Linked DNA regions of Mus musculus: all the other regions are linked to region 4. The links are chromatin loops, found by intact Hi-C in ENCODE. Cell type or tissue: heart. All regions are shown on one strand. Links, peaks and the distances in the headings refer to the core of each region. The heading gives the core; the rest is flanking DNA. Region 1 has its middle 11 kb from the start of Armc9. Region 2 has its middle 12 kb from the start of Snora75. Region 3 holds the start of Armc9 (armadillo repeat containing 9). Region 4 has its middle 4.4 kb from the start of Psmd1. Region 5 holds the start of Ncl (nucleolin).

Region 1 (6,091 bases), core at 699-5,698, 84 kb before region 4:
TAAAAGATTTATTTTTATTTATGTGTCTGTGTAAGTGTATGCCACATGTGTGTAACTGGGGCTGCAATTATAGGCAGAACCACTAACAAGGGGGCTGGGAACTGAACTCTGAGCTCCTGGGAGACCAGAGCACTTGCTTTCGTGCACTCTCTCTCTCTCTCTCTCTCTCTCTCTCTCTCTCACACACACACACACACACACACACATATTTTCTCTCTTTTTCTTAAGATTCGTGTATTTATTATTTTATGTATATGAGTATTTGGCTTGCATGTTTGTGTGCTCCATGCATGCCTGGTGCCTTTGGAGGCTCTCAGAAGAGGCCCACTTGAGATCCCATGGGACTGGAGTTGTGGACAGCTATAAGCTGGATGCTGGGGATATCTGAAATAGCAGATAGTCATCTTAACCTCTGAGTCTTCTCTCCATCCCTAGAACCAATCCTTTTCAAAGATATATTACAGCTTAATTGTCTACTATGTATATATGTGTAAAGTATGCATGGTGTTTGGGGGAGTCAGATCTTTCCACCATGTTGATCCCCAGGATTAGGCCTGGAGACAGAAGCCTTTATCCACTGAGTCATCTCATCGGCCCCATAAATTTGTCTTTGCAGCTGTAGCAAGTGATTGCCAGGCTCTGTTAGAGGGCAATGAGCCCAGATCACAAGCAGAGAGAGGACTGGTAATTGTCACTCCTTCGCATTGGATGAAAGGCTAAAGCCACCTAGATTGAGCACAGAAAGCCTAACTAGCTGTGGTCTGGGCTGTCTGTGAGCTCCCGTAGGCAAGGCCTACAAAAGAACACGTCCGAGCAAGCTCTGGGCCTGAATACAATCTGTGGGTGGAGTAGAAGCCCCTGAAATCCCAGGTGGAAATCTAGAGATGAGTTACAGTAAGACACTGCTTAGGCTAAGCTGGATCCTTTCAGGAAACTTGGATCCAAGTCACAGTGCAGAAATTCAACCCTGACATAGTTGGGCACGTGCATGCGTGACTATAACTCCAAGTACTCTGAGGCAGACGGAACATGAATTTGAGGCCAGCCTGGGCTACCGAAAGAGACACTGTCTCAATTTACCTCCTCTTCCCCAACACACAAAAATAACCTCTCCCTCCTGCCCAACAAAGCATCTTGAGTGTTTGTCAGGGATTCAGACCCATTTGGGTCTACTAGCTTCTGAGGCAGTGATTTTTCAACCTGTGGGTCCTGACCCTGTGTGGATCAAATGACCTCGTCACAAAGGTCACCTAAGACCATTGGGAAGCACAGATACATACATTACTATTCACAACAGTAGCAAGATTACATTTATAAAGTAATGGGGAAACATATTATGGTAGGGGTCACTACGTGAGGAATGGTATTAAAGGGTAGCGGTATTAGGACGGTTGAGAGCCACTGTTCCAAGGGCTACTTCATTTTTCCTCACAGCTGAAACGGTGAAGGTGAAGGTAAGCCAGCTGGGTATATAGCTACCCCAAGAGCTGTCTTGGAAGCAGACAGGGAAGGTGCATCTACACATAAGGACGGTGGGGGAGCCCCCCGGACTCTGATGCAATGTCTTTGCTGAATCTATGGGGTTGAAACACATCACAACACTAATAGTATGGTGACCTGGATGAGGTTAGCACAAAGCCTCAGGGCTTGAAAGAGATCTGTAGAAAGGCAAACATGGCTTCCATGATGATTTCAAAGCAAGCCTGCTCCACTTTTTGGTGGTGTTGATAGTCACAGACACAATATCAGTGGCTTATTACTCACTTGTAAGCAAGTTGAAGACTTAAAAAAAAAAAAGAATAAGAGGGGGAAAAGGAAAAGAGAGAGAAGAAAGGAAAAGAATGGAAGAAATAAACTTGGGTGTGTGTGTGTGAGGGTCTGAGTGCATTGCAGGCTGTGTGTTCAGAGTCCAGAAGGAGCCACACTGAATGGAGGGGTAGATGCTAAAGGGTTCATGTTACAGTGATTTCCTGGCAGCCAGCACACCTTGAAATCCAGCAAATTTCAGGTCATAGTGGTGACACACAACTTTAATCCCAGCACTTGGGAGGCAAAGGCAGACAGATCTCTGAGTTTGAGGCCAGCCTGGTTTATAGAGTGAGCTCCAGGACAGCCAGGGCTATACAGAAAAACTTTGTTTTGAAAAATCAAGAGAGGAAAAAACAAAACCAATCATCATCATCATCATCAGCAGCAGCGTTGCCATTGTCATCGTAATCAACAACAACACCAACAACAAATCCAGCAAGTAGTGTTTTATGGAAAGTACATTCAGTTTCCATACCCTCTGTCTCTCTTGGAAGGGATACTCCAGAGGGGTTCCTGTAAGCCAGGCACACATTCTTGTAGTCTTAACCGAAACACCAGTCTTACTTGCCCCATACCTACTTTTATAATATGATGATGGCTTCTGGAGTGGACTCACAGATGATCTGAAGCGGCCTGAAACGTGACAACTGAGTTAATGAGGAAATGGTTAATTAGTCTAACGATAGACAGGATAGAGAAGTGCATCAACTTTCACTTCTCTAGATATACTTGGTTGTCTCAGGAACCGACCTGAACCTGTGGTCAGAGATAAAATGTAAACATCTTCTGGAATCCAGAACCATGCCTATGATGTAGACGGGTCCCTGAATCCAGAATACAAAACGATGGACCTGGTGAGCAAAGAAATCAAAAGAACCGACCCTGGACTGGCTCTTCACGTGTAGCTAGCCTTGGAGAGAACTTAGAACTTGCTAGCTGGTCATGCAGATCCTCTGTCACTGGGGTGAGGAGGGCTCCTATGTTGGGGCTGTGGTCTTGGTGATGCAGAGATGAGGTGGGGTTGCAGACCGACCGGCAGGTGGTGCTAGGAGCATCCGCTGCCCTTTGGGATTAAAAAACTCCCAGCCCAGCACCTCTGCCTCTACCCAGCTAGAGGCAGATTTGCCCTGTGGCCTGACATCTGGTGTCGCTGCCATAACCTTGGGCCTAGGAAGGATGGGGCCAGCAGGGCTCTTGGTGGGATCTTGGGAAACAGCCATCCTATCCCACGCCACCACCTTTCCCCAGCGCTCATTTCCAGGAACCCTGGCTCAGCTCGCTAGTCTGGCTGTCTGGAGGCAGAGGCGTTTCCAGAAAATCAAACTGGCAGCCACGGCTTATGTTTTCCTCCCATTCCGACCTCTGCCAGCTTTGACGATTCGGGTGCCTCCACCCTGTGTTCAAGTCCATCCACCATGCCTGTGACAGGGCCTCTTCAGCCTGCCAGGTCACCACCTTCCTTCCCATTCTCAGCTCATAGAAGGACAGAAAGGCTTGGGAGATCCAGGTGTCTTTGGGTAGGCACAGAACATTTCAGACAGACTTCAACTGCAAGGGGCAGAGCCTGCTCGGGAAGGGTGAGAATGGGCCTACTGTCCTCCTGTCTGTTTCTCTCAGTGGATTAAGACTGAGGCGCGGTCCTCTTTGTGTAACCCATGAGTGCCAAGGAACAAAAGGATCCACTGGGACCTCCCGGGGCCTCCACGGTGGCTGAGGATCTTGCCCTTGGCTTCCTAAAATTCCAGTGCTCTGGGTGGTTAAGGTCCCTGTTTCTACAAAGATGCTCTCCTTGGCTGCTTTACTTAAAAACTGGATCTGGACAGCTTGCTCGGACCCTAGATCAAGGCAGTCCAGCAGAGACCCACAGATACTGTTTCTTCCACTAGCTACAGGGCCTGGCTCAGGTCAATATCCTCCCTGGTGGGTGGGTGAGGCACTAGAGGACAAAAAAACATGGCTCAACTGATTGCTGGGACCCTTTTCTGTTTTGACACAGCCCGGACCCAGGTTTCTACCCAAAGCAGCATGTGTGTGACACAGGATGACCTGGATGAGTCACCACCCTGTCCTGTGCCTCCATTTCCCTTCTGTCATGATGGTCCCTCCCTGAGTGAACTATCAAAAGGTTAGGAAATAAACATTTGGAGCTCCAAGAACAACAGCGAATGGAGGAGGAAGTGGAGGTCAGTTTCTTCCCAGCCTTTCACTGAAGAACCTGGAAGGCTGAAGCTGAGTTCGGGTAAGGAAATGACGTCAGCATTCTGGGGAGATGAGGGCACTAACATACCCACAGCTGCATCCAAGGGCCTTGAGAAGAATGGTAGGTGATATAACCTGGCCTCTTAGCATCAGTCTCCATCTGGGCCAGAAAGCTTATTTAAGCTATCTAGACATTTGAATAGTTGTGTTTCTGGCACAGGCCTTTCACCGTTGACACCAGCCCTTGCCAAACCCAGAACCCAGGTGTGGGAAAAAAAGGCAAGAAAAGGGACCCTCTCTAACCCTCATTCTGGTTCTAAGGGTTCCCAGTGCACTAATTTCCTGACTCATGTTCTCTAGAACCATCAGTCCATGGGAATGTATGCATCCATCTGGAGGCAAGTAACAAACTCATTGTGAACAATTTTCCTTACTTGCATTTGAGTCTGCCTTGTCCAGAGCAAACCCAGAGCCTGCCTCCAGCTAGTAGTGCCTCAAAATGTAGTACAGCAGAGTCGAGGCTCTGGAAAGGGGTTATCTCAGTCCCAGCCCTCCCCACCCACAATGTTTCAGGAAGCTGTCAGCTCCGCTAAAGAGGGAGGCTATTCGTTTTCTCTGACTGCTCAGTCCTTACATGGCCTTATAGGGTAGAGGCTGAGCACTTTGCAGAGGCCAGGCCCGCTGGGAGAACAGGCCAGAGAGCTGCCTGGGTACCCCACTGTGTGTGCTGACCTACCACGAGTCCCTACCATGGGTCTTTCCTGAGCTAGTGATGTATAGTTCAACCCTCTGGAAATGCTGGGTGGTAGTAGCGAGAGCCACAGTCACAAAGTGACTGCATGTGGAAGCCATGCAGTCACAAAGGCAGGCAACTGGTTCTCCTGGGTGGTCTTGTGTTGCTAACCTACAATGTATAGTAGATGTATAAAACATATATTCAATTTATCAGATTTATCAGATACAAACCACTGTGAGTCAAGAACCATCTGCATATCTGTTGGATCTAGAGGTAAAACAGTAGAGTTGGGCTGGAGAGGGGCTAGAGAGATGGCTCAGCGGTTAAGAGCACTGACTGCTCTTCCAGAGGTCCTGAGTTCAATTCCCAGCAACCACATGGTGGCTCACAACCATCTGTAATGGGATGACCTCTTCTGGTGTGTCTGGAAAAAAAAAAAAAAACAGCTACAGTGTACTCATACATGAAATAAATATTAAAAAAAAAATAAAAAGGGCTGGTGAGATGGCTCAGTGGGTAAGAGCACTGACTGCTCTTCCAGAGGTCCTGAGTTCAATTCCCAGCAACCACATGGTGGCTCACAACCATCTGTAATGGGATGCCCTCTTCTGGTGTGTCTGGAAAAAAAAAAAACAGCTACAGTGTACTCATACATGAAATAAATATTAAAAAAAAATAAAAAGGGCTGGTGAGATGGCTCAGTGGGTAAGAGCACTGACTGCTCTTCCAGAGGTCCTGAGTTCAATTCCCAGCATCCACATGGTGGCTCACAACCATCTGTAATAGGATGCCCTCTTCTGATGTGTCTGGAAAAAAAAAAAACAAAAAAAAAAAAACAAACAAAAAAACAGCTACAGTGTACTCATACATGAAATAAATATTTAAAAAAATAAAAATAAAAAAAAAAGAGTACATATTGCTCTTGCAGAGGACACAAGTCTGGCAGCTCACAGGTGCCTGCAACTGTAGTTCCTGGGGAATTGGATGCTTCTAGCCTCCATGGGTCTGCCTCAAAAGTCTTTAAAAATAATGAAGTCCAAAGAGTTGTGCATTAAGGTAGAAGCAATGGTATAGGGAAAGGTCAAGTGACAGAAACTGGGAAGGCACTAGAGCAAATGAGAGGCTGCAGAGATGAGCAGCAGAGGGCCTTAGACAGATGCTCATATAACAGGCGACTCAGAGATTATTCAGCAAGCTTTTAAGCAGGAGACCCACATGATTTACAAAGCTGGATTTGGAGAAAGGATTAGTGTGCTGAGTCTGGAGGCAGACTCACTTGGGGTCGTGAGCAGTGGTGAAGGAGAGTGGAGTGGTAGTCACTGTGGAGGCTCAGAGCTGAGTCAAGGG
Region 2 (6,091 bases), core at 364-5,363, 280 kb before region 4:
AAACTTTATATGCCCCAGTACAGGGGAACGCCAGGGTCAAAAAGTGGTAATGGGTGGGTAGGGGAGTTGGGGGGAGGGTATGGGGGACTTTTGGGATAGCATTGGAAATGTAATTGAGGAAAATACATAATAAAAAAATATTTTAAAAATAAAAGAAAGAAACTTGTGTCTCTCAGCCTCCAGATTAGGATCACAGGTGAACCTTCCAATTCTGGATTGTAGTTCATCCCAGATATAGTCAACAGAGAGAAAGCAACCTCAGTTGAGAAAAAGACTCCATAAGGTCCAGCATTTTCTCAATTAGTGATCAGTGGGGAGGGCTGAGAACATTGTGGGTGGTGCCATACCTGGGTAGGTGATCCTGGGTTCTATAAGAAAGCAGGCTGAACAAGTCATTGGGAGCAAGCCAGTGAGCAGCACCTATCCTTGGCTTTTGCATTGACTTCTGCCTCCAGAATTTTGCTTTGTTTGAGTTCCTGTCCTAACTTCTTTCACTACTTAACATCAATGTAGATGTTTAAGCCAAATAAACCTTTTCCTCCCACCCCCCCCCCCAAAAAAATTTGTGACTTGCCGAGCATGGTGTCGCATGCCTTTAATCCCAGCACTTGGGAGGCAGAGGCAGGCGGATTTCTGAGTTCGAGGCCAGCCTGGTCTACAAAGTGAGTTCCAGGACAGCCAGGACTACACAGAGAAACCCTGTCTCAAAAAAAAAAAAAAGTGTGACTCAAGGGATGGAGAGATAGCTCAGCAGTTAAAAGCACTGACTGCTCTTAACCTGAGTTCAATTACCAGCACCAACCACATGGTGGTTCAAGACCAAGTGTAATGGGATCCATTGCCCTCTTCTGTCTGAAGACAGCTAAATAAACTAAAGATTTAATAAATCTTTAAAAAAAATTTTTGTGGGACTGGTGAGATGGCTCAGTGGTTAAGAGCACTGACTGATCTTCTGGAGGTCCTGAGTTCAAATCTTATTAACCACTTGGTGGCTCACAACCACCCATAATGAGATCTGAAGACAGCTACAGTGTACTTACATATAATAAATAAATAAAACCTTTTCTTAAAAAAAATTTTTTTTTGTGACTTGAGGGGCTGGAGAGATGGCACAGTAGTTAAGAGCACTTGCTGTTAGGACCTAGGTTCAATTTCCAGGATGTATATGTTGGCTCACAGCTGCCTGTTAACTCCGGTTCCAGGAGCTCTGACATCCTCCTCTGGCCTCCATGGGTACCTGCACACATACAGTGTGTGTGTGTATGTATGTATATGTGTATATGTATATGCCACTTACAGGCATATATATGCCATTTAAAGGCATACAGACTGGCAAAATCTTTGGTTTATCAACAGTGATCTCTTACTATTTCCCTTTTTCATACTATAAATAGTTATGTTTTTAAAAATTCTAGTCCCCATTTTTTTTTCAGGTTGTACTTTTTTTGTTTTGTTTTTGTTTTTATTTTTATTTTTGTTTTTGTTTTTCAAGACAGGGTTTCTCTGTATAGCCCTGGCTGTCCTGGAACTCACTTTGTAGACCAGGCTGGCCGCCTCAAACTCAGAAATCTGCCTGCCTCTGCCTCCCAAGTGCTGGTATTAAAGACGTGCAGCACCATGCCCGGCTGTACTTTTTTTTAAAAGACATATTTACTTATTTTATGTATATAAGTACACTGTAGCTGTCTTCACACCAGAAGAGGGCATTGGATCTCATTACAGATGGTTGTGAGCCACCATGTGGTTGCTGGGAATTGAACTCAGGGCCTCTGGAAGAGCAGCCAGTGCTCTTAGCCGCTGAGCCATCTCTTCAGCTCACAGGTTGTACTTTTTATTGATAATCTCCCTGTTGAATGTGGTCCCTACATGCAGTTCTAAAGAGCTGAGTTGGGTTACTAATGCAAAAAAGTTGTGATATGACTTCCAGGGAAAATTCAGCATGGTGTTTCTGGCCATAAGTTCAATGCTAAGGAACCAATAAAGTATACTCAGTAAGTTTATTTTTACCCCTCCCACCCTAGCAAGGTGTCTTTAAACACAGACAGACATAAATTGAGTATGATTGTGCATACCTGTTAAATTTAGTCACTTGGAAGGGGGAGGCAGAAGCATGGCCTGGGCTCTACAATGAGACTCATAAGCCAGGGTCCTACAGAAGCACTCTTACACACAACTCAAATGAATTTGTCTACTATCTAGGCCTCCCATCAATCCAGTCAAGACACTCAGAATCAACCATCATACCTGGTTACCTCAGGGACAACTTCTCAATTTGGCCTGGAGACAGGAACGTTGGGGCTACTGGGACCCCACACTTCACCCACAGGAAGGACCTTGTCTCTCTAGGTATTTGAATAGGAAGAGAATTGATTCAAGGGTTTATAGATTTGCAGAAAAAAGTCAGGGAGGTTCTAGGCGAAAAAGACCAATGGGGAGATCTTACTGATGAGGTTATAAAGCAGATGACCACTAGGGGGCGACCTGGAACTACAGAAACCTGCTAAGCTCTCAACTGCTCATTGAACACCAGGGACAGATAGCAGCAGTAGTTTTCTCTGTTCATCCCAGTGTATGGCTAGTTGGTTTCCACTCTCCCTCCCAATCTTGTAATAGCACTTACATTTATGGTCAGAATTCAGACTAGAGTATAAGCAGGTAGGGGTATCTATTTATTTTGTAGAAGACAGAGACCAAGGTCTTGAACAGATGTGTGCCACCAAGCCCCGTTCACAGGGCTTATGCATAACTTCAGGCTTGCTAGACAAAGTCCCTCAACTGAGGTTCAGCCTCAGCACTCCTGTGTAATTTTGCATGGTGGGCATGATGAAATTAAGTAAAGAGCAAATGACCAGGGCTGGAAACACTTCATGCACATGCCCAGCATGCCCTGGATTACACACACACACACACACACACACACACTCACACACAGAGGCACACACACACACACACACACACACACACACACACACACTCACACACAAAGGCAAACGATCCTGAAGAAAAAGAAATTGTATTCCCAAAGAAGGAAATAGAGTCTTCCAAAGAGGCAGAGTGGAGCCAGACAGCAGGTCCTCACAGTGTAAGGTTAATGGGTTTAACAGAGAGTTCTTGGCTTGAGCACAGAGACTTAACAGTGTATTCATTCATTCATTCATTCATTCATTCATTCATTCTCACAGTTAGTCTTAACAGCCCTGGAGACCAAAGGGGTAGCTCATAGAATCTAAGAAAGCCTGTGAAGCCAGGCGTGGTGGCACACACCTTTAATCCCAGCACTCAGGAGGCAGAGGCAGGCGGATTTCCAAGTTTGAGGCCAGCCTGGTCTACAAAGTGAGTTCCAGGACAGCCAGGGCTATACAGAGAAACCCTGTCTCCAAAAACCAAAAACCAAAAACCAAAAACCAAAAAAAAAAAAAAAAAAAGCCTGTGAAAGTTTTGAGAGCAGAACCCCACCCAAAGGACAAAACAATTCCTGTCAACCTGGAAGATGGTGTTTGCTTTGAAGTCAGGGGAGCAGAGGAAAAAAAGTGAATTCTGGTTTGGGAAGATGGCATCATGGCTCATGGGTAAAAGTGCCAGCTTCGAGATCTTGCCAACCCAAGTTCAATCCCCAGAACCCATGTGGGGTAGAAAAAGCTGGATCCGGTGACACATATTGCAGGTGACACATATTGCAGGTGACACATATCCCAGAACCTCCTGAGAGACGAGGGGTGAAGCTGTGAGCACGGCCCAGAAGCCGGGGCCAGTCAGCCTGGAGCACACAGCGCAGAGGCAGAGACTGGGCCTTAGGTGGTGGAAGCTGCAGGGTGGTGGTGGTGCCTGCCTTCAATCCCAGCCCAGTTCCAGCACTTGGGAGGCAGAGGCAGGCAGATCTTTGAGTTAAAGGCCAGCCTGGTCTACAGAGTGAGTTCAGGACAGCCAGGGCTACACACAGAGAAACTTTGTCTCCAAGAACCAAAAACAAACAAAAAAAGTAGAAGTGCTCAAAAGATGCTCCTTACTCTCCACAATGCACTCTATATGGCACACACACACTCACATGCACACACACATAATTACTACTACTACTACTACTACTACTACTACTACTACTACTACTACTACTACTACTATTGTGGATGATGATGATGATAAACTGGGCATGGTGGTTGCTCCATTAATTCCAGCACTCAGGAGGCAGAAACAAGTAGATCTCTTTGAAATTGAGGCCAGTCTGGTCTACATAGCAAATTCAAAGCCAGACAAAGTTACATGGTAAGACCCTGTCTCGAAAAGAAAGAAAGAGGGGCTGGAGAGATGGCTCAGCTGTTAAGAGCACTATCTACTTTCCCAGAGGATCCAGGTTTAATTTTTTGTTTGTTTGTTTGGTTGGTTTGGTTTTTCGAGACAGGGTTTCTCTGTATAGCCCTGGCTGTCCTGGAACTCACTTTGTAGACCAGGATGGCCTTCTAACTCAGAAATCTGCCTGCCTCTGTCTCCCAAGTGCTGGGATTAAAGGCGTGTGCCAGCATCGCCCGGCCCAGGTTCAATTTCTATCACCCACATGGCAATGGCTCACAATTGTCTATGACTCCAAGATCTGACACCCTCACACAGACATATATGCAGGCAAAATACCAATGCACGTAAAATAAAAATAAAGGAAGAAAGGAAGGAAAACCAGGGATTGGAGAGATGGCTATTTTTCCAGAGAATCCAGGTTTTATTCCCAACACTCATATGGTTCACAACCATCTGTAACTACAGTCTCGGGGGTCCCCACATCCTCTGCTGGCACACCTTTAATCCCAGCACTTGGAAGGCAAAGGTCGGTAGATCGTTGTGGGTTCAAGGCCAGTCAGGGCTACATAGTTGAGACCCTGTTTATGAATTAAATAACTAATTAAATCATTTAAAAAAGGATTAATCATCTCAGACAGACACTGCTTTATCTAGAAAACGTTAGCATGCTGGATGACTTGGCTTCACCCAGATTTCCTCATAAGCTGGCTGATTTTTCTCCGGCTATTGAATTACTTTATTAGTGATTCTGCTTCCACGTCTTCTTTGGTACATCTTTGAACATTTTCTGCCCTGGGGGATTTCATTCTTTTCATCTTTTTCATATCCAAGGGCCTGGTTTTCTCTGTGCCAAGTTGTTCATCTTGGCCACTGATCAAAGGCCACAGGAGCGTGAAGCTTCTTCCAGGATCAGCTGAAAGGACAGGGCACCTTAACTTAAATATCGGAGTCTGAGGAGTCCTCTTTTCCCTGCCCTGGGTCTCTTCCACTTCCAATTGTTCCACACCCTCCATCTCCCTGTGTTGTGTTTTATAAAAAGAAAAAAGAAGCCAGAGATATGTTTGGTGGAGGCGCAGTATGGTGTTGGGGGAAGGGGGTACCTCTGCATGCCCATGCTGAGAAAGGGAGAGGGAGAGAGGGGAGTAGAGGCTGGCCACCAACAAGCACACGGAGAGACAGGTGGGAGGAGAATGAGGAGAGAGGGGGCAGAGGGGGGAGGGCAAGAGGAGCAAGAGCAAGAGCAAGAGAGAGAGGAGGGGCAAGCAGCATGTGTGTGTGTGTGTGTGTGTGTGTGTGTGTGTGTGTGTGTGTGTGTGTAGTGAGTCAGGCATACCTGGCTGTTTCCAGGTAACTCTGGGGCAGAGTCTAGAAAAAATGCCAACGCCCTGACTTCACATCACCTCTTTGGTGTGGTAGGCTCCAGAAGCCCACATATTTTTGTTTGGTGCCTTGTGTTTTGTGATTATCACTGTTGCTTTATGCAGAGTACACAGATGCATAACCATCTACATGTGGGTCCTATTATTTTGAGATTCCAGTACTGTTATTATGATTGATTCTTTATCTGGAGTTTACTTTGTTATATGCTCATTTTCCTATTTTCCAGATAAGCACCCATTCTTTAGAATCACTCCTAACATGAGCGTTTCCAGGAATCGACAGTTCTCTCTTTGTTGTGCATGACGGTCCTGTTGCTCTCAGGACTGATGTCTGAGCTATTGAGCATCACGAATCTGATCCGTGCATTGCTCTAGCAGACCATGTAAATGTAACTGACTTATGCTGGCTTCCACTTGCGGTGGAC
Region 3 (6,091 bases), core at 641-5,640, 93 kb before region 4:
CACACTGACTAAGGCAACGTGTCAGGGTACCAGGAATTCTGAGTTCATGGAGGCTATAAGGATGTACATAAGATGACAGCCAGTTAGTTAGCAGCACTCCTCCATGGCCTTAGCATCCATATCGGCTCACACAACCGGGATCCTGTCCTGCCTCACTTCCTTTGATGAACAAAGATGTGGAATCTTAAGCAAAATAAACCCTTTCTTCCCCTATGCTGTTCCTGGTCATACTACTTCATCACAGCAAGAGAAACCCTAACTAGCACAGTTTCCCATCTCATGGGCAAACTCACAGTCTCTCCAGAGCTAGGATTAAATCTATGCTGATATTTCAGGAGAATGTGCAGGAGTTGGGCCTCTCCTTCCGAAGTGTGGTTCCTGGCGTTCCAAGTCATCAGGCTTGGTCAGCAAGTGTATATCTCTTGTGAGTTCAAAGCAACCCTTGAACCCTCTGTGTTGGATGGATGTCCTGTCTCCTTAGCTCAGTTAACTTAGACCAAACAACCTCTGGGCTAAGGATCTACCTTGTGAAGAAAGAAGTAAACTGTTTGTAGTGTTTTGCATGCGGTGACGATGCCATCTCTCCATCAGCGAGAGATTCAGGCCTACAGCTGGCTGGATAAGGAGAAGATGAATTTGTCCTGCAAATAACATGCTTCCACTTAGATTCAGTGAAGTCTGAGAGTGTCCTGGGCGCTGGGAAGGAAGACTACTAATAAACTATGGGGGCGGGGGAGAAAGAGAGAGAGAAAGAGAGAGAGAGAGAGAGAGAGAGAGAGAGAGAGAGAGAGAGAGAGAGAGAGAGAGAGAGAGAGCGCTAAATGCCCCAGGCCACGAGATCCTGCTGCAGATGCTCAGCGAGAAGGCCCGGGGCCACTCCAAGTCCACCCCACCGCAGCGCAGCGGAGTCGGGGGCTCCTGGGGGGAAGCAATGGGATGCTCAAGCGGCCGCCTCGGGCCCTGGCCAGGAAGGAACCGGGTCCGACAAGGCGAGCCCTCCATGCAATGATCCCAGGGCTGTGTCAAGGGTGCAGTCGCAAGGAGGGCCGCGCTTACCTGCTGCAGGGCTCTGCGCTCACTCCTCCAGACCGCCAGCTCGCCGGCCGTCACCCGGGCAACCGCTACCGCTAGCCGAAGTCACGTGAGGCGACTCGGCCAATCTTGCTGGGCGAAGACGACGTGGAGCATCCTGGGAGGGAGAGTGGGAGGTACCATACGTGGTGAGTACCGGAAGTGAGGCCGTACAGGCGTGTGGCGTGCGGGTGACTTTAGTCTAGACTGCAGACGAACGATAACTCAGATCTGCCTATGTAAGATCCGAGCACCACACTTTCACCTACGACAGAGTCTTCCGGGAAGTATTAGAGACACTTTTGTCTTTCCCGTATGAATTTAGGTTTGTAAAACAAAACAGATTCGGAGGCCAGCGAGATGGCTTAGAGCTAAAGGCGCTTTCCTCCAAGCCGGACGAAGGGAGTTTGATTCCAGGGCCTATTTATTTAGTAAAGGAGCGTGCATTAAATACTACTCAGAATTCTGGCCAGCCCACTGCCCTGCGTGTATTCAGAGCTACTACTCTTTAATCTCTGGTCCAAAGTCAGTGCTTAAGGCCAGAGAAAACCCTTCCCTTCCCCTCGGAGTGCTGAGGCTTTGTGGTAGAAGTCTCTATAGTACCACTTTCCAGGCCTTCAAAACGTGGGAGCTGCGCGGGGCGTGGTGGCGCACACCTTTAATCCCAGCACTTGGGAGGCAGAGGCAGGCGGATTTCTGAGTTCAAGGCCAGCCTGGTCTACAGAGTGAGTTCCAGGACAGCCAGGGCTATACAGAAAAAAAGAGGTGGGAGCCTCCCAAGGCTGTCCAGAGGACTTGAGAAGGGAGGTGCCCTCGCCTTTGAAGAAGGAGGAGGAGGAAGAGGAAAAAGGAGGAGGAGGAGGAAGAAAGAAGAAGCAGCTGCTCTAGGATGGGCAGAGGCCCTGTCTCCTGAGCTCTCTGCTCTGTCAATGCTCTTTGAGTTAGGATGTCTTCTAACTAAGGCTATATTTAGGAAGAGAGTACTATGTCCTATGTCCTGTCCAGGTAATATAGCTTGAAAATAATTTCCCCTAGAAGTATTCTCAGTTAACTGTGTGCCAAGTGTTATCAGATGAAATATAGAACAGCCAATTTTATTTACATTTCGGATAATTTTTATTTGCTGAATACGCCATATTTGTGCCCAGCATCATTCTAAGTGAGTCACATAGGTGCTCTGATTGATTCCTGTGTCTCCAGGATGAATAACAGGCGGGCTCTGTGTTTTATAGGTGAACACTGTTGTGCTTTTCCAGAATTCTGTGCACCTGCAAAACTGCTGCAGTCAACACCCTTGTTTCCCCAAATAACTCATCTTTTGTGTTCTGGGAAGGACCCATAAAACTGTCCACTCTTCCTCATGAATCCCATGCAACTCAATTCCCAGCTAGCAGCTGGTCCTCTTGTTTACCCATGGCAACACCCATTCTGTGTCTCCTAGTTGATTAGTAAAATTTAGAAACAAAACTCACTCCCTGAAACCAGTCAGGAATAAACATTTCTGGGTCTTCTACTTGAGGGTTAAAGCATCCCAACCAAAAATCATCCCACCCTTCCTCTAAGCAGGTCTTAGATGGAGCCATGACTCTCCCTATTGCAATCACTTGGGGTGGCGGCGGGAGTGTGGGGTGTGTGTGTGTGTGTGTGTGTGTGTGTGTGTGTGATCTTCTTAACTGTCCAGGTTGTGTCTTTGACAGAATGGACTACATGATGTAGAGCCCTCTGGGGCTAAAGAGATAGCTTGTTAAGAGCACTTCCGGAGGACAAGGGTTCGATTTCCAGCACCTACATCGAAGCTTACAACCATCTGCACTTAAAGTTTCAGGATATCTGATACCTTCTTCTGGCCTCCAAGGGTACTGCATGCACTAGGTATGAAAACAGACATGCAAGCCAAATGAACATACTAGTATATAAATAAAATAAAATTTAGGGATAGAGAGATGACTCAGTTGTTAAAAGCTTCCAGAGGACCCAGATTCCATTCTCATAACTTTCTGATGGCTCACTGTCACTCCAGTTTCTGGGAAGCTGATGCCCTCTTCTGGGCACCACAAGCACTGCACAAGCATGGTACACAAACAGACAAGGACACACAAAGATAAATGAATGTAAATATTTTGTTGGTTGGTTGGTTGAGACAGGGGTTCTCTGTGTAGCCCTGGCTTTTGTGAAACTCACTCTCTAGACCAGGCTGGCCTCGAACTCAGAAATCCGCCTGCCTCTGCCTCCCAAGTGCTGGGATTAAAGGTGTGTGCCACCACTGCCCGGCAACAAATAAATGTTTAATAATAATTTTTAAATGTCTAAAAAGGGAGGAGGGTCCTCAGAACTCACAGAGCTGGGGAGAGCAAGCCTAACCCAAGCCTTTGTGCCTCTGAGCTCTGACCAGCAAAAACACCTCCAGGGAGCAGAAAGATGGCTCAGCTGACAAACTGGCTGCTGTATGAGAGTGAGGCTCTGATCAGTTCCCCATCACCCACAGAGAATCCGGGTCTGCTAGCGTGCCTCTGTATCCCCAGTGCTAGAGTCACGGGGGGAAGGAGGCAGAGTAGAAATGGCCCTAGAGCTCTGTGATGGTTTGTATATGCTTGGCCCAGGGAGTGGCACAATTAGAAGGTGTGGCCTTGTTGGAGTAGGTATGTCACTGTGGGTGTGGGCTATAAGACCCTCACCCTCACCCTAGCTGCCTGGAAGTCAGTCTTCTGCTAGCAGTCTTAAGATGAAGATGTAGAACTCTCAGCTCCTCCTGCACCATGCCTGCCTGGATGCTTCCATGTTCCCACCTTGATGATAATGCACTGAACCTGTGAACCTGTCAGCCAGCCCCAATTCCCAATTAAATATCCTTTATAAGAGTTGCCTTGGTCATGGTGTCTGTTCACAGCAGTAAAACCCAAACTAAGACAAGCTCTTTGGCCAGCCAGCCTAATCAAATTGATCAATTCCAAGTTCACCGAAAGACCTTGCCTCAAACAAACAAACAAAAACCGATCAAAGCTGTTTTTATGTCTGCCTTTGGCCTCCACATTCATCTGCAAGTACATGTACACACACACATAGACCGCACACACATACACACAGAAGCAAAACCACATGGAACCCTCCAGAGTTCATCGCTTCTAGATGTGTCTGCCTGACTGCTGGGATCTGCTCACTGTGTGAAGCATCCCTCTCCAGGTTGGCAACTAGAGATTCCGTGTAATCTGGCAGCAACCAGGTTGAGTTATAGCTGTCGTGGTTACCCTTGAGTAATCCTGGTTGGTTTCCCACAAATAGTTTCTCAGCATGCCATAAATAGTCAAATCACGAGAGTGGTATGTATGTAGACCTGGAGGACTGGACCCTGGTGCCAGGAATATGTCTGGCTCTTTGATACTGGCTTGAGATAAACCAGGTACATTCCAGCTCGAATGAGGTCACTTTGGTCCTGACCGCTGTATGAAGCACCATCAGTTGACCTGGATTGTAGGGCTCTGCCTGGGCTTGCTGCAATTCCTTCTTTCAGTAAATCTCCAGTAAGCTGAACTCTGTACAACTGGATCGCTCTGCCGCATTCTGTCACAGGGTACCTTGCACCAGCTCTCAAACTCCGGGACTGACTTGTTTCAGAACAGGAACACGCCCAACTCATCCCCCTTCCTGACCACAGAGATGAGCAGACTCAGTGCTCACTGGGGTTAAATTTACTCCATCCCTTTAGCCACAGTAATTGGTTGAGAATGAGCATGTGACCTGTTCGAACAAGTCCAAATCGAGTCAGTTAACATTCTTCCTAGGGATTTTTCTACTGAAGTGTGATCATGAATGCCATTGTAAGATGGCACCCAGGGAAGTCTACAGTCATGTTCTTCCCCATGCAAAGCCTGAGAAAATTAAACCATCCCCAGGCTGGAATCCAAAGAACAAGCCTGCTTCCATCTTAGGTTTAAAAGCCATCTTACAGTAAAGACAAACTAGGTTCACTCCTGTTTATAGTTAAACCTCTTTTTCTCAAGGAGTGGGCTATGCCCCACTGTAACCTTAACTACAAAGGGTTCTGTATCGAATGTTCCAGGAATGGCAATTATATCTTTGTTTCAAAAAGTTGTTTATAACCATCTTGCAGCCCTACCCTTGTTTCAAAAGGTTATATGACCACCTATGAGTACCTTGTTATGACTAGCTGTTGCTATGACTACCTTGTTATGACTGTTGCTATGACTACCTTGCTCTGCCCACCTTTGTCTTTGTCTGAGGAGGTCATCAGGACTGACTTATTATAATGTTCTGTTCCTGTGACCCCCTCCTATTTTGCCCACCAAATCCCCTACCCCTGTGCTGTAGAAAGCCTTGACTTCCCCACATCCAATGCTGACCTCTCAAACCCTGCCTTAGGGGGAGCAAGCCTGTGGACACAAATACAAAGGCTTGCTTTAATTAAGTGTTTGCTTTAGTTAATGTGGCCATGACGTTTGGGGTCTGCGCTCTCTCCCATCTTTGGGATTGGCAGGCCCCTGGACCCAGGCCCTGGGGTCCTGGAGGTGCCCACATTCTGGCAGCTCCTCCATCCGTTCTGTGAGCCACACTATCTCCAACAATCTGATCCACTGTCGCTTTCTCCATAAACTAGTTCACGCTGGGTTTCTATGGTAACCAAAGAGGCCTGGCTAGTAAAAGCATCATTTCTGCATATGTCTTTGTTTTTTCTTTTTTAAAAGATTTATTATATTTATGTGAGTTCACTGTAGTTGTTTTCAGACACACCAGAAGAGGGCAGCAGACCCCATTACAGATGGTTGTGAGCCACCATGTGGTTGCTAGGAATTGAACTCAGGACCGTTGGAAGAGCAGTCGGTGCTCTTAATCATTGGGCCATCTTTCCAGCTCTATGTCTTTCAAATGGCAAAAGAGACTAGTTTTGTTTGCATACATGTAACCCATACTTCACTTCTGACACTAGACTTGTAGAGGCTTTCCCCCTGTATATCAAGTAATCTCGGGCAGACACAAGCTGGGTGTGCACTAATTCAGGTCTGAT
Region 4 (6,091 bases), core at 686-5,685:
TTATGATAATGAATGAACTAGTCTATCATAAATAAACAATGAGAATGGGGTGGGGGATCCTATACAATAGCCCAGGTGGTCTGCAAGCTTTCTTTGTAGCTGGGAGGTCCTGGAACTTCTGATCAAGGTCTGATTGGGGAATGCGGGGGATTACAGGTGTGCACCACAATATCTGTTTTTTGCAGCGCTGACAACTGAACCAGGGTCTCATGCATGCTAGATAAGCAACACTTTAACTGAACTACATCCAGAACCCCCATAAGACTTAAAACTTGACACCTGGAACTGCTAATACTGTACATTTTACGTTTCAAAAGGCAGAAGTCTGGCCGGGTGTGGTCGATCATTCAGAAGGCAGAGGCCAGGGAGCTCTGTGAATTCAAGGTCAGTCTGGTCTATAGTGAATTCCAGGACAGCCAGTGCTATGTAGAGAGACCCTGTCTCAAAAAAACAAAACAACGGGCTGGTGAGATGGCTCAGCTGCTCTTCCGGAAGTCCTGAGTTTAATTTCCAGCAATCGCACATGGTGGCTTACAACCATCTATAAAGGGATCTGATGCCCTCTTCTGGCATGCAGGTGTACATGCAGACAGAACATTCATACATTAAACAAATACATAAATTAAAAACACAGAAATATTAAAAAACAAAGCAAAAACAGAAGTATGTGATAATATATAGGAAAAAAATGTCAAAGGAAGAAACAATGCTGTATATTCTGTTCTCCTCCTAGCAAAAAGTTCCTAATGTATCTTCAGGATTTTGAAATGACAGTTGTGACTTTTACTTACTCTCTTCTTTAACTAAAAAATTATGTATATGGATGATGTATGTGTGTGTCTGTGTGTCCATGTGTCCGTGTGTCTGTGTGTCCGTCTGTCCATGTCCCTGTACCACATGCATGCCTACTGCCCTTGGAAACCAAAAGTGAGCATCAGGTCCCTTGATGGTTGTAAGCCACATGTGGGTGCTGGGAACCAAACCTTAGTCCTTTGGAGAGCAGCCGGTGCTCTTAATCACCGAGTTGTCTCTTTAGTCACTCTCAGGTAGCAGCTTCATCAGTAGACTTACTTCACTAGTCAATGCAGAGAAAATTTTGACAAAGGTTAGTGGTAAACAGTGATCTGTGTATGATGGGGAGTTACCAGGAATCGAATCCAGGGTCATGGTCCGTAATCACTTTAACATCTAGTCTTAGCCCTGGCCAACAGTTCTGTTGAGCCATTAGCTTCTCACCACCAAGCTGTTTGGATAGCAGTGACTGAAACCTATTTCTGTGGCCTTCTCAAAATCTAACATAGTGAAACAAAGCAGTGTTTTGCAGTTGCCAGCAAATTAAAAGTGATTGGTGACATACTTGAGTGTGTGTACTTTTTAATAATTTAGTACTTTGAAATCATACTTGCAAAAGGCAAACTCCTTTAAAGGAGTTGAGCCGATGACTCAAGTTGAAAGGCGCTTACCAAAGAGGAGTGCATAAAAGATAAGCAGATTGAGTGTCTGGGGTACACTTCTACAGAGACACCTTCACATAAAGACCCCTAGGAAGTCACAAGCAAATACCACAAAGTCATACAGGAGTGAAGTGAAGAACCAGCCTGCCTCCATCTTAGGCTTCAAAGCCATCTTATAGTAAAGACAAACTAGGTTCCCTCCTGTTTATGATTAAGCCTGTTTCTCAAGGCTTTGCCCGACTTGTAACCTTAACTACAAATGGTTCTGTGCCACGTTCCTCCTGTATGGCCCTCGACAGGCAATCATGTCTTTGTTTCAACCATCTTGCAACCCTTCCTGTGTTTCAAAAGGTTATAGGACCACCTATGAGTACCTTGTTATGACTAGCTGTTGCTATGACTACCTTGTTATGACTGTTGCTATGACTACCTTGCTCTGCCCACCTTTGTCTTTGTCTGAGGAGGTCATCAGGACTGACTTATTATAATGTTCTGTTCCTGTGACCCCCCCTCCTATTTTGCCCACCAAATCCCCTACCCCTGTGCTGTAGAAAGCCTTGACTTCCCCACATCCAATGCTGACCTCTCAAACCCTGCCTTAGGGGGAGCAAGCCTGTGGACACAAATACAAAGGCTTGCTTTAATTAATTGCTTGCTTTAGTTAATTTGGTCATGATGATTTGGGTCGGTGGTTTTTCTCCTCCCATCCTCTGGATTAACAAAAGCTCTATGAAAAACAACCAACCAGCTCAAAGGCCTTCGATCCAGTTCAGTGGTAGAGCCCTTGTGTCACATGTGTGAGAGGTCGTAGCCCAAGTCCCTACCTAATACTTCAGAGAAAATCAGAGCTCAGGTGCTGGGAGTGCAGCTCAGTGTAGATGTGCTTGTTTAGCATGCTCAAGGCCCTGTTAGATCCCCAGCACCACAAAAGATAAGGTGGGGGGAGGGTGAGAATCCATAGACAACGACATCATCCAAGGCAGTAACGGGGAGTAGAGGGACCCCTGACAAATAAAGTGCGAATGGACCAATTCAGGTCAGCAGCCGGTATGGGGCTTATATGGATGCCGCGCACGAATGCAGGCTTGCATTGTGAAGCCAATGCTTTTTCCAGGAAAAGCCAGAAATAAGAATTTCATGTGTTATCAGGACATTTTTTAGTTATTAAATTTTATTGATTGTCAAGTCCAAAAGAAACAAAGAGTTAATAGGCTTGGTGCCTATTAGCATACCAAAGTGAATGCCGGCCTCCAGGGTGACTCTGTACCTGTGTGTACCAGCTCCTTCCATCCTGCCCCCTACCCTAAACTCCTGGCTCCTTCCCCCAGCTTCTCATTCTTATATAACTGCCATTTTGGCCATGTGCTCTCTTGGTCCCCTCTCGCTTGCCTCTCTCTCTTTTGTCCTGAGCCCCCTCCCTGCCCCCCTTCCCCCAGCACCACGGCCATCTTCTGTCTACTACTTTCTCTCCTTGCTCTGGACTCCTCTGATGCCTCTGGCTATACTCTTCCTTATAACCTTCCCCCCAACCAGACCCTAGAGCAGCCCTATCTCTGTACTTTACATACAGTTAGTTATTTGTTTTTGCAGTGTTTGCAGGGAATCCACTGCCCCTTGCACAGTAAATGTGGATAATGACAACTATGCGAACATCATAGCCCCAGCTCTGGAATTTGGTGTGCTGACAACTGATTAAAAATCCTTTTGAAGTTTAGTGTGTAGCTCAGTAGTCGTGTACCTGCCTAACATGGGTGAGGCTCTGGGTTTGATTCCCAACACACACACACACACACATTGAAAACAGAAGGTGACTAGTTTGCAACTTCTGTCCCATATGGGAGAAGCATTGTGTCTACAGTTTAGATGGTGTGCTTGTCATTGCCACAAAGTTATCTGAGCTTTATACAGCTATTCTGCCCTTTCCAGGATTCAAATGAGCTCAACTTCTGAGGATATAGTGGAATGACAGAAAGGATTCCTACAGAGTGCACTCTGTTCTTAAGGAGCGATCAAAATTTAGGAGGATCATAAAACATCTCAGAGCCTACTCCAGGTTCGCTATGGCCTCACCTGTATTAGGGGCTAGGTGGCAGGCCTGGTCAGCAGGAAGGCAGATTTGGCTGGTTTTACAGCGCCCTCTGGTGGTTTCAAGGCCCCTGCTGGTGGAGGACTCGAGTGGAAGCTCCGCCCAGATTTCCCAGCCAATTGTTTGTGCTGCAGTGTTAGGCAGTAACCAAAGACCTAGCAAATCCAGCAAGCCTGTTTTGTGGTAGAGCCGCTCTATGGCTCTTAACCCCGGGGCTCCTGGTCTCTACTGCCGAATGGTAGTAACCCGTAGCCACCACGGATCTCAACCAGCAACTCAGCTACCCTGCTAGGGTTCCTTTATTGACGACCAGCGCCAAGTGGTTTTAGAGATACACTTTTTTTTTTTTTTTTTTTTTTTTAAGGAGCAGAACCGTGACCCGCAGCCAATGGCATGAATCTCTCCATGCGGTTGCTTGATCAAAGGCCAATCGCCTCTCCGTGACTGAAATTGGCGTGTGTAGACTGAGGCACCAAAAAGATCACTGAAGACAGGGGAGAGGGGCTGGAGGGGCACAGGGTTTTGGCAGAGGGATGTCCAAGTGTTACAGCTACGTGCTTTCTATTTTGCCATTCCCTGGCCCTCTCTCTCTGGGATGGCCAGTCACCCTTCAGTAAGTGGGGGTTAAAAATTACCCTGAACTCCTTTAGTCACTAGTATTTTCCTGGTGCTCATCGCTGTTTACAAAAGCAGTCACATTGTATTTTTGTGCATGTTAGGCAGGTGCTCTTCCACCGAGCTACTTATACATCATGTTGACCACTCCAAGGCAGCTAATGCCAGGAAGGAACTAAACTGCAAGTTGTACTTAACTTGAATCAGTTGACATTACATTTTTATATTGAAGTAGAAAATTTTGGAATTAATGTACACGACTGGTATGTCAAATTAATTTTGGTTCATTGAATTTCTTTCCAATTCAGTTACTGAAAAGCTTCATATATGGAACAATTTGAGGATGCGAATATTCTTATGACTAGATTTAATGGACTCTATATACAAATCAAGTGTTTTCCATGCCACAGCGAGCACGTGAAGTCAGAGGATAACTTGCAGGAGCCGCTTATCTCTTTCTGAAAATAAATACATATGCTAAATATGTATTTATTTCATATGTAGAGTGCTTTGTCTGAATGCATATATGTATGTGTACTACATACATGCTTGCTGATGGAAGAGGTCAGAAGAGGACACCAGATTCTCTGGACCTGGAGTTATAAGTAGTTGTGAACCATCATGTGGGTGCTGGGAACTGAACTGGGGTCTTAACTGCTCAGCTATCTCTCTAGCCCCAGGTTCTCTCTCACTACCATGCAGGTCCTACAGATCCACCTCAGACACGAAGGCTTGGCAGGGTCACTTTTACCTGCTGAGCCATCTCCACGGCCCTGAATTAAGCTGTAAATTTCTCATAGGAATCAGTAATTTGACACAACCAAATGGAAAACGAAGTGGAGACAATGTGGGGGCTCACACTTAATGCCAGTACTTGGAAGGCCGAGGCAGGAGCATTATGAATTCAAGGTCAGCCTGAGCTACATAGCTAAGTTCAAGGTTAGCTTGGGCTAAATAGTAAGACATCAACTATAAAAATGTAAAATGCTTTATTAGCAATTTCCAACTGAAACACAATTTCGGTCTTAGAGTATATATGAGATGTGGGTGTAGTTATGTTGGTCGCCTGTTTTCCTAGTTTGTACAAAACCCTAGGTTCTATCCCCAGCACTGCCTAAAATCAGGTGTGGGGCTAGGGAGATGGTTCAGTGTGTAAGAGAGCTTGCTATCCAAGCATGGTGACCTGAGTCCAGATCTCTAGCACCCACATATCGGGGAAGGAGATAAGAGAATCATTTAGGCTTGCTGGCCACCAGCCTAAGTGAAAGCTGGTGAGCCCCAGGCTCAATGAGAGACCCTGTTGCAAGGGAAGGAGATGAAAAACGACAAGGAAAGACACTAGGGAGCTGGAAGGAGGAGGAGGAGCAGGCTGGAAAGATAGTTCAGTAGTTAAGAGCACATATTCTTTTGCAGAGGACCTGGGTTCAATTCCCAGAACCCACTTGGCAGTTTACAACCATCAATAACTCCAGTTCCTAGGGATGGGATCCAATACCTCTTCTGACCTCTGTGGGCTCCTGCTTGCACGTGGTGTATTTATATATACCCAGGCACACACACAATTAAATAAATGTTCTTTGAAAGTATGTTAAGCTGGGTGTGGTGGCTCATACCCTTATTGCAGCAATCGGGAGGCAGAGCTAGTTGGATGGATCTCCAGGATTTGAGGCCATCCAGGTTTATTTAGTGAATTCTAGGCCAGAAAGTGCTACATGGTGAGACCCTATCTCAACAAACAAAAACAAAAAACCGCATATGATTAAAATGAATCCTATCTGTTTCTTTGCCCCCTTTTTTCCTAAGGTGGCTACTAGAAAATGGAGGGTTTCACATATGCCTTGCCATAGATTTCTTTTGGCCACTCTGACTCATGTTTGGCCCCTTCAGGGTCTTGCCTACTCTCTGGAGCTGTCCATTTGGCCTGACTCTAGGTAGG
Region 5 (6,091 bases), core at 489-5,488, 300 kb before region 4:
TTTGTTATTCTTTGCCAGATGACTCTGCAGATAAAGTGCTTACATTGAAAGTATGAGGACTCAAGTTCAGATCCCTGATATCCCTGTAAAGAGCATGAGGTGGGCAGCACAAAAACTGTAACCCCAGTACTTGGGGTAGGGTTGGGGGGTGGGGGGGCAGAAACAGGAAGATCTCTGGCATATGCTTCCCAGCCTATCTAACCATAAAAGGTGAGATTCAGTAAGAGATCCTGCTCAAAACATAAGGTAGAGAAGGGCTGGGGAAGTTGGTTAGTGCCTGCCTGGCATGCACAAAGTCAAGATTAATCTCCGGAGCAACATAAACCATAAGTAGTAGCACACGCTTGAAATACAAGCACTTGGGAGAGGCAAAAGAATCAGAAGTTCAAGGACACTCTGGGATACATGAGATTGTTAAAAAAAAAAAAAAAGGTAGTGATAGAAAAAGACACCCCGGATTAACCTGTTGCCTCTACATTTGAACTCAGGCATACCTCCCCCCACATACATACACATCCAATCTCCTATTAGCTCTGTAACTGGCCAAGTTAACTCAATGCCAGTGGTTCTCAGCCTTCATAAGACTGTGACCCTTTAATACAGTTTCTCATGTGGTGGTGACCCCCAACCATAAAATGTTTTATTGCTACTTCATAACTAATTTTGCTGCTGTGAATTGCAATGTATGCAGGATATCTGATATATGACCCCTATAAAAGGGTATTGACCTCAAAGGGGTTGAGACCCACACGTTGAGAACTGCTGCTCTTTGCCCTCATGTCTGTGAGCAGCGATGCTTTTAGTCTATTTTGAATACATTTATTAATTTAAAATTTCTAAAGAGCTGAAATAGAACCTGGTACTTGGCTCTATTTGTATAATAACTGGACAGTTACTGATCTTGGTTTTGTGCATACCAGACAGGCACTAACATCCTCACACCACCTCTATCTTATTTTTTTGAGCAGGGTCACCTTTCATGGCTAGACAGGCTGGTTAGCAGATGCCAGGGATCCTCCTGTCCTTGCTCCCTGTAACCCCCAGTGCTGGAGTTGTTAGTTATATGCTGCCACCCCATGCTTTCTACAGGGATATTGGGGATCCAATATGATATGGTTATATTCAATTATAATTTGTATAAGCATCACACATGGATTAGGTGTTGATTCCACAGAAACACCAAATCCTGCAAGCTGTCCCTGCTGCTGGTGCACTCAAACTTCTGTTCACTCCAGTTAGCAAGTAATTTCCAACACTATCATATGCCAGGCAATGCTTTAGGTACCAAGAATAAAGCAGACAACAGTCTGTGCTGTCTGGGGAAGGGGCAAATGAACAATAAATGGCCAAGAAAAGTACTAGGCAGCTGATATCTGAGAGTGTAACTAACCTTGGGTGCAAGCAGAGGTCTCTTAGTGGCACTGTACACCAGAGGGCTGAGGATAGCCCATACAGATAGATTGGATTGACAAAGGAAGCCATGTCACCCAAGTCATTTCACACTCACAGCTCATCTTCTTGTCTCCTCCCGAATGCCTTTAGCTTGCTCTGCTTGGAAATATCTAGAGTCTTCCTCACACCACCCTTCCTACCTCTCTACCCAAGAGTCTCCCTTGGTTCCATAATATACAGTACAAGGTGTGACCGGTCTCGCTATAAAGACAATGCCCCCACACCACAACTCGGGTTCGCCATCTCCTGCCCTGACAAGAGCGCACTGGTGTGTAGCTGTGGCTGCCCTCCACCGCGTTGGGAAGGCCGTAGTAAGTAAGCATCACACAGTGACTATTTCTACTTATCTCCAAAGGCCCGAGTTCAGATAAAAAAACTTGGGGACTCAACACATCCCACTCGCATTAAAATCTCCCGAGGTTGAAGTCAGGTATGATGGCATATGACTTTAATCACAGCACTAGGGAGGCAGGGGGATCTCTGAGTTCAAGGCCAGCCTGGACTACAGCGTGAGTCCCAGGGCAGCCAGGAATACACAGAGAAAACCTGTCTCATAAAATAACATCTCCTAGGTCGGGCCAGGCGTGCCGATACAGGTCGAGGCTAACATGGTCTACATGTGTGCTCTAGGACAGTAAAGAATAAAGTCCTATCTCAACTCCGGACGAAAACTCCACAGGTCATTTCTAGTGGATGTTGTTAGCTGATGAAGGGCGCCTGTGTGCTATGCTTGGAACCAGTTGGTTGCAATCCATTTAAAGCAACGCCAGACAACTCTCTCGTTCCCCCCGCCATGGAGGGAACCTGTGAGCGTGGTCACAGGCGGGCCGAGTACTTCTCCCCACCACACCAGGAAGTCACCTCTCTGAACCTGGAGTTATACCTACCGCGAGAGGTCACCGACATTACATGGATCGCTTGTGCACTGCTCGTACACACACACACGCACAACTGCTTTTATTAGGAGCTCTCAGGAAAGCGGGGACTCGCATCATAGCCAAGAAGCCGTTCGCGACTCCGCGGAGAACAGGCCGAGGCCCGCTCATCAGCCCGAGGGAACCCTAGGCCTTCCGGCGTTCTTCAGCAGGACCACGCGGCGCGGGGGAAAGCACCGAGAAACGCCCAGACCACCTGAGCATCGCCGCCCATGCTGCCTCGGAACACCTGAGGGAATCCGGGCCACGCCGCCACCTACCCGCGCCTCACACACAAGCCGCGCCAAACTCGCCCGTCCCACTGCGCAGGCGTGGGGAGAGCCCGGCGCTCAGGAGCATTCAAAGGACCCGCACACTGACCAGTCAACGTCCGCCTGGGCCCAAACGAGTCCCGCCCTCAGGAGCAGACGTCAGGCCCCGCCCCTAAGAGCCCCGCCCTCGTCAAGCCTTAGGCCCGCCTCACGCTGCCCCGCGTTAAGGCTCGCGGTTGGCTCCGGGGACGGACGCGAGCTCTGGTTGGTGGAGCCGAAGTCACGAGGACCCCCTTCGTCGCCTTTCCAGAGGCGATTACTGGGCAGGCTCAGTCTTTTGCCTCAGACGCTAGCTGTAGCTGGCAGGCGGTTGTACGTGCTCCAGAGTCGTCGGTACCCGCTACTGCAGTCGCTTTCGTGTGGCTTCCGCTGAGCTCTTCCGAGCTGCTCGCTCTCCACACGCGCCGCCGCCGTAATCCGCCACCATGGTGAAGCTCGCAAAGGTAAGAGGCCTTGGCGCGCCGACGCGGACGACTAGGCCCCTGCTTTCGGAGGGACGCGCGCGCGCCCGCCCGTCCGTCGCGGAGGGGAGGAGGGCTTGCGCGCAATCCCGGGCGCGTTCGAGGGCGCCATGCTGGGGGGGAAAGTCTCGCGCGACTAGCGGGAGGTCTCGCGGTGCTTGCCCTCTGACTTAGGGGGATGAGAAGAGCGGAGGCAGGTTTCCGGGAGGGCGATATCGAGGGTTCGGATGTAGCGGGCGGGAGGGGACGGTGTGAGGAGAGATCGGAGGAGCTGAGAGCGGATAGGGGCACGGCGTGGGAAGAGAGGGCCAACCTTAGGCGGCGAGCGGTCCCGGGGCCCCGCCTCCCCGCGCACGTGCTCTGGTGCGCGGCCCGCCACGTGCTCTGCGGAGCCCCGCACGTGTCGCGCGACCCGGGGCAGTGGGGGAGTGTCTGTAGTACCCCGGAAAGGGGGACGGCAGCGTGGGGATGGATGGGTGGCCCGGCGATCTGCTGTCTCTGCCGGTGACCGGGATGGACACGTGGTGGACCCCTGAGGTGGCGGCGTGGTGACTCCACGTGGTGGGGCTGGAAGCGAGAGAAAGTGGGAAGCAGTTGGGTTACGTGGTGCTGCTTTAAGAGGTGATTTCGAGATACCCCCTTCCCCAGCAAATAACTTAAAGGGATCCCTTTAACTGGGTTTTTTTTTTTTTTTTTTTTTTTTTTTTGTGGAAGATGCCAGAAAATAGATGGCCACGACTAGGAGACTTTATAACCTGTGGCTGTTTCTTGGTGTAGAGTTCTGTCTGCTCAGTTATCTGTGAGAAGGAAAAAAAAATTATGCGCGGTTCGCAGAAAAAACTGCCAGGAGAATGCCATGCCTGGCCAAGAAGAAGTCTTTATGCTTGTGTCCTTTAGTAAGAAAAAGGTGGTGGCCAAAGGCAAAGTGACTGAAAATGCGTGCAATTTTTGTGTGCGTTTGTAGGCTGGCAAAACCCACGGTGAGGCCAAGAAAATGGCTCCTCCTCCAAAGGAGGTGGAAGAGGATAGTGAAGATGAAGAAATGTCAGAAGATGAAGATGACAGCAGTGGAGAAGAGGAGGTAAGAAGCTATTTGCAGCAATAAACCGGTGGAATTGAATGTCTGGAAGTCTTAGAAATACAGGATATGTAGTAAATGGTTGAATGGCAAGCCCCTTCCTCCCTCCCTCCCTCCCTCCCTCCCTCCCTCCCTCCCTCCCTTCCTTCCTTCCTTCCTTCCTTCCTTCCTTCCTTCTGCAAGACAGTCGGCAAAACAGGGGACAGAAACAGGCAGAATTTTGAGTTCCAGGCAAGCAGGGAGTAGTACATAGTGAAACCTTGTCTCAAGACCGTTGTTATGGTCATGCTCAATCAGATTTCTTAGAAAAGCTCAGGTGCTGAGTCCAGTTTTTTTTTTTTTAAAGTATTGAAAGCCATGTCTCCTTATTTCAGGGTTTAATGTTTATCTTTGTGTGTGCGCGCACCCATTAAGCATGCTTGGTACCCTCATACTAGAATGTACTTGGATCCCCTGGAACTGGAGTTAAAGCCACATGTGAATGTTACATGTTACAAGAGTAACACATGTGCTTAACTTTTGAGTCATCTCTCCAGTTCTTGGTTGTTTGTTTTTTTTTTTTTAAGCCTATCTAATGTCCATTTTCTTGTGCTCAAAGTTAGTCTCTTAATGTAGCATTGGGTATAAAGGAATGCTTATGATTTGTTTGCTTTCAAGGTTGTCATCCCTCAGAAAAAAGGCAAAAAGGCTACCACAACCCCAGCAAAGAAGGTGGTTGTTTCACAAACAAAAAAGGCTGCAGTTCCCACACCAGCTAAGAAAGCAGCTGTGACCCCAGGCAAAAAGGCAGTAGCCACACCAGCTAAGAAAAACATTACACCAGCCAAAGTCATTCCAACACCGGGTAAGAAGGGAGCTGCACAAGCAAAAGCGTTGGTACCAACTCCTGGTAAAAAGGGAGCTGCCACTCCAGCTAAGGGGGCTAAGAACGGTAAGAATGCCAAGAAGGAAGACAGTGATGAGGATGAAGATGAAGAGGATGAAGATGATAGCGATGAGGATGAAGATGATGAGGAAGAGGATGAGTTTGAGCCACCAATAGTAAAAGGAGTGAAGCCAGCAAAAGCAGCTCCTGCTGCTCCTGCCTCAGAGGATGAGGAAGATGATGAGGATGAAGATGATGAGGAAGATGATGATGAAGAGGAGGAAGATGGTGAGTTAGATCTTAGGATATTTAGGGTACTGCATGTACATTCCCTCACTGTTTCATTAGATTAAAAACTCATTTTGTGCTCTTAGTTCTTTCCATAACTTAATAGGTTTTCATTTGCTAAGTAGTTTTTGTTTTTTTTAAGTATTTGTAGCATTTATCTTGTCTGGATTGGTAGGTAGCAAATACATTTGCCTGATTTGCCATCTTTCTTCCAGACTCTGAGGAAGAAGTTATGGAGATCACAACAGCCAAAGGAAAGAAAACTCCTGCAAAAGTTGTTCCTATGAAAGCCAAGAGTGTGGCTGAGGAGGAGGATGATGAGGAAGAGGATGAAGATGACGAGGATGAGGATGATGAGGAAGAGGATGACGAAGATGATGATGAGGAAGAAGAGGAGGAAGGTAACCATATTAACTTTTAAAGTATGCTGACCTAAGTAAGGCTTACTGGCTATGCTAAAGTGTCTGCTTACTCATGAATGGCATTTTAAAACATCTAGAACCTGTTAAAGCAGCACCTGGAAAACGGAAGAAGGAGATGACCAAGCAGAAAGAAGCCCCTGAAGCCAAGAAACAGAAAGTAGAAGGTAAGCCTGCAAAACTGGGGAAACAGATCAGAGTAGCACTAGCACAAGTGATGAGTGACAAAGGGACTTAATACTGAACCATGGGGTTGAAATGAAATATGCTGATGTGCTTTAT

The links. A loop is a pair of places that touch in the nucleus more often than their neighbours do. Peaks named below come from ENCODE experiments on the same cell type or tissue, not always from the same donor. Only the 100,000 strongest peaks of a DNase experiment are listed, where the experiment ranks them.
Region 1: a loop joins it to region 4, with 2.3 times the contacts of the local background. A loop is called at or near these places in 8 of 42 quality-filtered maps.
Region 2: a loop joins it to region 4, with 4 times the contacts of the local background. A loop is called at or near these places in 4 of 42 quality-filtered maps.
Region 3: a loop joins it to region 4, with 2.8 times the contacts of the local background. A loop is called at or near these places in 6 of 42 quality-filtered maps.
Region 5: a loop joins it to region 4, with 6 times the contacts of the local background. A loop is called at or near these places in 5 of 42 quality-filtered maps.

What each region holds. Positions count from the first base shown.
Region 1 is chr1:86,141,168-86,147,258 of GRCm38, reverse strand. No RefSeq gene overlaps it. Among named protein-coding and RNA genes, the nearest start is that of Armc9, 11 kb to the left of the region's middle. In heart, for the core only: a CTCF peak has its summit at 2,850 (motif pointing right); DNase peaks (open chromatin) are centred at 3,058 and 3,878; H3K27ac peaks cover 393 bases.
Region 2 is chr1:86,336,009-86,342,099 of GRCm38, reverse strand. No RefSeq gene overlaps it. Among named protein-coding and RNA genes, the nearest start is that of Snora75, 12 kb to the left of the region's middle. In heart, for the core only: a CTCF peak has its summit at 2,469 (motif pointing right); a DNase peak (open chromatin) is centred at 2,439; H3K27me3 peaks cover 3 bases.
Region 3 is chr1:86,149,809-86,155,899 of GRCm38, reverse strand. Armc9 (armadillo repeat containing 9) reads right to left here and starts at 1,120. Exons shown (of 25, transcript NM_030184.2): 1 at 1,057-1,120. In heart, for the core only: a CTCF peak has its summit at 3,114 (motif pointing left); a DNase peak (open chromatin) is centred at 1,159; H3K4me3 peaks cover 1,404 bases; H3K27ac peaks cover 1,363 bases.
Region 4 is chr1:86,057,137-86,063,227 of GRCm38, reverse strand. No RefSeq gene overlaps it. Among named protein-coding and RNA genes, the nearest start is that of Psmd1, 4.4 kb to the left of the region's middle. In heart, for the core only: a CTCF peak has its summit at 3,598 (motif pointing left); a DNase peak (open chromatin) is centred at 3,637; H3K4me3 peaks cover 745 bases; H3K27ac peaks cover 613 bases.
Region 5 is chr1:86,356,256-86,362,346 of GRCm38, reverse strand. Ncl (nucleolin) reads left to right here and starts at 2,892. Exons shown (of 14, transcript NM_010880.3): 1 at 2,892-3,141; 2 at 4,124-4,240; 3 at 4,895-5,390; 4 at 5,606-5,791; 5 at 5,890-5,976. The coding sequence starts at 3,124. It overlaps C130036L24Rik (RIKEN cDNA C130036L24 gene), which reads right to left and starts at 2,763. Exons shown (of 2, transcript NR_015507.3): 1 at 2,340-2,763. It overlaps Snord82 (small nucleolar RNA, C/D box 82), which reads left to right and starts at 6,020; the gene lies at 6,020-6,087. In heart, for the core only: no CTCF peak of the experiment used is centred there; DNase peaks (open chromatin) are centred at 2,836 and 3,276; H3K4me3 peaks cover 3,602 bases; H3K27ac peaks cover 3,022 bases.